Linked DNA regions of Homo sapiens: region 2 is linked to region 1. Evidence: chromatin contacts called from ENCODE Hi-C or POLR2A ChIA-PET data. All regions are on one chromosome and are shown on one strand. Each heading gives the region's core, a stretch centred on a gene start or an enhancer-like site at or near the end of the contact. The rest is flanking DNA. Distances are from core to core; before and after follow the strand shown. Region 1 overlaps RBM47 (RNA binding motif protein 47). Region 2 overlaps RBM47 (RNA binding motif protein 47).

Region 1 (2,714 bases), core at 176-2,675:
ATGGCCTTTATCACACTGCATTGGAATTTGTTTGCATTTCTATATCTCCTACTACACTATGAGTTTTTCAATGACAGTCTACATGTGTCATTCAGGTTGTAACCTCGGCACCCAGCTCATAGGGGGAATCCTATAAATATATCTTGAAATTGGGTATTATGTGATCTTCATTTGACAAAGTTGACATCGTAGGCTTGCCTGGGGTTCCTAAGTGGAAAATGACAGGGCTAGTTTTTGAGCTTCTCTGTGCCACACTCCAAAGCCTGTTTTCTTTCTGTCTTCTTTGCTTAATGTTTGCTTTGTTTAGCTTGGTTGCTTGGGAATATTGGAAAGCAACATTGAGATAATGAGGGTGATGGAGGAGGGGAAGCAGAAGGGGAAGATGCAGGGGAGTTGCTGCCTGCTGAGGCTGGGAAGGGAGGCTAATTATGCATTGCTCAGTTAAGCAATGCTCCAGCCCCCTGATTCCCATCCTCATCACACTGCACACTCGTGTGTGCGCGTACACACACACACACACACACAGGTCATGATGGGAGTGCTGAGTGAACAGGGACCAGGGAAGCATTTTCTTGGAAAGCTATTCACTGTGAGAACAAAGAGCTGGGACACAAAGCCAGGCAGCCATTGGGACATAAAAATTGTGTCATAAGGAAACTTCTCTGTAAGATAATTCTGCATGGTGAGGTTTTTAGTGATAAGGTTCTAGTCTGAAGTGAAATTAGTGGAGAACATGGAACATGGACATCATGGCATCCACAGGTGCATGCCTGAGCTTTGTTCCTTGGAAACAATGATCGGAACAGGAGAGGTGTCATGGGAGCCTTTGAAATGTGCCCTTCTGAAGTGGAGGGTAATAAGTGGCAGCATCTGCCATACTTCTCCCACTCTCGCAAAGTGTGACTTCATTATTTTTTTCTTTTCTTTACTTTTTTTTGGACACAGGGTCTCGCTCTGTCACCCAGGCTGGAGTGCAGTGGCACAATCACTGCAGCCTCAACCTCGGGGGCTCAAGTGATTCTCCCACCTCAGCCTCCGAAGTAGCTGGGACTACAGGCGCATACCCCCAGGCCTGGCTATGTTTTTGTATTTTTCATAGAGATGAGGTTTCGCCATGTTGCCCAGGCTGGTCTCGAACTCCTGAGCTCAAGTGATCTGCCTATCTCTGCCTCCCAAAGTGCTGGGATTACAGGCGTGAGCCACCGTGCCTAGCCTTTTTTCAGTTCAGGTTTTAAACCAGAACCTTTATGGCATGACTAATCACTGAAATTCGTGAGATAAGCTGGATGTTGCAATAGCTGCCTTCTTGGGTTTATGTGTTGTTCTTTCACAGAATCCATGCCTGAATCTGCAGTGTGCAATTTTTAGGCGCCCCATATGATCAGTCCTGGTGGTGTTTCAACTTTTAGCCTTGATACTTCAGTTACACTTTCTCTTGCACTTGGCAATGTAGCCACATTTGCCACAGGTTGACTTCTGAAGGTGGTAGGCTTCAGAGCCACAGCGGTGGCACATCGTGTGCATCTTATTGCGATGCTTTCCAGACGATGACGTTCTCTTTGTCATTTGGCTTCTGCAGCTGAGACCAAAGAGTGTGTGTAGCTTTAGAGAAATGTCTGTTCAGACTCTTTACCTATCTTTAAGTTGGGTTATTTGTCTTATTCATTATTGAGTTGTAGGAGTTCTTTATATATTCTAGATACAAGGCTATTATCAAATATACATCTGCAAATATTTTCTCTCATTTTGTAAGTTGTCTTTCCTTTCTTAATGGTGTCCTTTGAGAAATAAAGCTTCCCATTTTGACAAAGGACAATTTCATTATTTTTTCTTTTATTGCTGTGTTTATCATATTTGAAAGGTATCATATCTAAAAGGCTGCTGCCTACCTGAGCTAAGGTCATGAAGATTTATACCCATGTTTTCTTCCAAGAGTTTTACAGTTTTAGCTCTTATGAGGTGGTTGATCTATAATGATTTAATTTTTGTATATGATATGAATTAGGGGTCCAACTCTATTCTTTTGCATTGTGCGTATCCAGTTATTAAAGCATAATTTCTTCAAAAGACTATTCCCATCAAATAGTCTTGGCACCCTTGTCCGGAATCGATTGACCACAGATACATGTTTTGGGTTTTTTCCCTGAACTCTCATTTCGAATCTATTGTCCTATGGCCATCCTTATGCCAGTACCACGCTGCCCACCCTCCCCGCACCTTATGGTTTTCCCCTAAGATTTCTGCACCCTATACACTGTCTCGTTTACTGTAGCTTTGTAGTAAATTTTGAAACCTGGAAGGGTGAGTCCTTGAGCTTTGTTCTTCTTTTTCAAGTTTGTTTTGGCTATTCTGGGCCCCTTGAATTTCTGTAGGAATTTTAGTATCCATTTATCAATTTTTTTTCCCAGAAACTAGCTGAGATTTTGATGGGAATATTGTGTTGACTCTGTAGATCAGATCGAGGAGTATTGTCATTTTAGCAGCGTTCAGTCTTCTATTCATGAACAAGCAGTGTCTTTCCATTTATTTAGATTTTTTTTCTCTCTTTTTTTTTTGAGACAGAGTCTCACTTGTCAGGCTGGAGTGCAGTGGCGCGATCTCTCCTCACTGCAACCTCCGCCTCCCGGGTTCAAGTGATTCTTATGTCTCGGCCAGGCGCCACCACGCCCGGCTAATTTTTGTATTTTTAATAGATGGCCTAGATCTTTGATTTC
Region 2 (2,700 bases), core at 176-2,675, 36 kb after region 1:
TTTTTAAAATTCTATCTTTTATATTTGGACTCTCTGGGTTTGGTTTGGTTTTGGATATAAAACAACTCTACTGCCAAAAAGAAGTTAAATTATAAAGTATCACCCCAAAGATAAGGCATCTTTATAAAATTACAATCACAAATTTGCCATTATCTAATTGTGATTTTGAAGTAAGCACATGATCGCCCTCCTTCTCAGTTTCTCCATCAAGAAAATGAGGCTGGCCGGGCGTGTTGGCTCACGCCTTTAATCCCAGCACTTTGGGAGGCCGAGGCAGGAGGATTGCTTGAGCCCAGGAGTTTGAGAACAACTTTAGGCAACGTGGTGAGACCTCATCTCTACAAAAAAATAAAAAATTAGCCAGGCGTGGTGGTGAGGACCTGTAGTCCCAGCAACTTGAGAGGCTGAGGTGAGAGGATCCCTTGAGCCTGAGAGGTCGAGGTAGGAGGATTGCTTGAGCCTGAGAAGTTGAGGCTGCAGTGAGCCGTGATCATGCCACTGCACCCCAGCCTGGGTGACAGAGCCCTTGTCTCAAAAAAAAAAAAAAAAGAAAAAAGAAAAGAAAAAAAAAAAAGAAAATGGGACTAATACTTTTGTATAGTATTGTTGGTATATATAGATATATAGGAATAGTATGTACAGGAAATATATATCTATAAATTCTCAGTAACTTGAATCATATTCTTAACAACACAGGAAATTTCCTATCTAAAAGAACACTATTATGAATTTTTTGCAATTAAAGATGACTTTTATAATTAAAAAGTAATCATGCATCAAACTACCAGTTCATATATTCAACTTCTGGCACATAAAGTTTTTCTAAGAATATTATGCCCGGGTTTCTCTCTTAAACCTGCTTCAGTAATTGTAATATTTTAATTTTAACATGGTATATGACACCATAATTAGTTAACAGGCAATATTTAGGGCCTACTACATTCAATGGGTAGGCACAAAGCTCCCGTGCAGGAATACAAAGTAGTGATAAAAAGAACATAATACTTACATAATTAGAAAATATAAAAGAGAACATAGTAGTAGCCATTATAACTACACATTTCACATGTACAGTGTCTTAAAGCACTTTCTCACATAAATGTAGAAGGTAATATCTGTGTAAATGCCCTTTCAGTTTGTCCATAAACATTTGGGAGTGAATCCCCTCAGGTTCTTTACATTTTAATTTTAAAAAGTATCTTGCCAGGCAGATAATTAACGACTCTAAACTGTGACTACACAGTTGTCTACAAAAAGAAGATCCTTGAAAAACATTTATTCTTGACCATCTGAAATAATAACAAAGGGCCTTGAGCATTTACTGTAGCCAGGTACTTTTTTCTTTTTTGTTTCTTTTTGTTTGTTTGCTATGAGGCAGGGTTACCCTCTGTTGCTCAGACCGGAGTGCAGTGATGCAATCACGGCTCATTGCAGCCTTAACCTCCTAGGCTGAAGCAATCCTCCCACCTCCGCCTCCTGAGTAGCTGGAGCCACCACACCTGGCTAATTTTTGTATTTTTTGTAGAGACAGGGTCTCACTATGTTGCCCAGACTGGTCTGGAACTCCTGAGCTCAAGCAAGCTTCTCACCTCAGCCTCCCAAAGTGCTGGGATTATAGGCTTCAGCCACCACGCCCAACCAGCCAGGTACTTTTTAATCCTCCCAACAATGTTAATGATAATATTATCACCATTTTATAGATGGTGAAGCTGAGGCTCAAGGAGAGAAAGTGACTTGTGTGATGGCATTTGTTTTTCAAGTAGTACAGTCAAGAGATAGGAAGCGAGGCAGTCTGGCTCCAGAGCCTGGGCGTGGAATCACTGCCTCATCACAGTCCCATGTTCTCACTTGAACATTGCGATTACGTGAATTCTAGTCCTTCAACATTTCCATTTAAGAATTTAATTCCATAGGTTTTTAAGTCTAAAAACATAGTTTGAATATGTTAACTCCTTTACAAAGAGCCAGAAATAGGCTATGGGACAGTTTGCAGAACTCTTTGAAAGCTTAGAAGAGTGGTGGGGAGAGTGCAGAGGGGAAGCGATGGGGATGGTAGAAAGTAATGATTTCCCAACAACTTTACCATGTGTCTGTACTGGAAATTCCTTCCACTCTATCAGCCAATGTCCATTTCTCACCAATCGTGGTCTTATCCTGTTAACACTGGCTATTGCTAAACCTGCTGTAAGTAAGTAAGTAGCAAAGAATGAGTATCATGGTAGAAAGAGCTTTGGCTTTGTCATCAGATTGACCTACATTTCAATTCTGTAAGTTGGGTCAAGTTATTTGATACCCTCAATCTCCTGATCTTTAAAAAGGGGCAGTATGGCCAGGCGTGAGCCACCACATAATTTCAGCACTTTGGGAGGCTGAGGTGGGCGGATCACCTGAGGTCAGGAGGTCGAGACCAGCCTGGCCAACATGGCAAAACCCTGTCTGTACTAAAGATACAAAAAAATTACCCGGGCATGGCGGCACTTGTCTATAGTCCCAGCTACTCGAGAGGCTGAGGCAGGATTCGCTTGAACCCAGGAGGCGGAGATTGCAGTGAGCTGAGATGGTGCCACTGCACTCCAACCTGGGTGACAGAGTGAGACTCCATCTCAAAAAATAAATGAATAAAAATAAGTAAATAAATAAATAATAAAAAAATTAAAAGGGGGCACTAATAGCTAACACTGATCACACCCTTACTTAGCT

The links. A loop is a pair of places that touch in the nucleus more often than their neighbours do. ChIA-PET counts read pairs that join two places held with the same protein, here RNA polymerase II (POLR2A). Pooled maps may share reads with other maps.
Region 2: a map of PC-3 shows a loop between it and region 1 (2.6-fold over the local background). The contact joins two enhancer-like sites. A Hi-C loop is called at or near these places in 1 of 168 maps with a recorded cell type or tissue (PC-3), 1 of 37 single-sample maps with no recorded cell type and 4 of 50 pooled maps. POLR2A ChIA-PET finds 5 or more read pairs at or near these places in 8 of 52 experiments (Caco-2, GM12878, H1 and 5 more).

What each region holds. Positions count from the first base shown.
Region 1 is chr4:40,490,587-40,493,300 of GRCh38, reverse strand. The region is part of intron 2 of RBM47 (RNA binding motif protein 47); the gene reads left to right. It also overlaps the pseudogene RPL37P14. Among named protein-coding and RNA genes, the nearest start is that of MIR4802, 10 kb to the left of the region's middle. Within about 2 kb of position 1,425, at least 4 of the 41 ENCODE cell types and tissues checked have a DNase peak (open chromatin) inside an H3K27ac peak, as active enhancers do.
Region 2 is chr4:40,454,421-40,457,120 of GRCh38, reverse strand. The region is part of intron 3 of RBM47 (RNA binding motif protein 47); the gene reads left to right. Among named protein-coding and RNA genes, the nearest start is that of RBM47-AS1, 30 kb to the right of the region's middle. Within about 2 kb of position 1,425, at least 4 of the 41 ENCODE cell types and tissues checked have a DNase peak (open chromatin) inside an H3K27ac peak, as active enhancers do.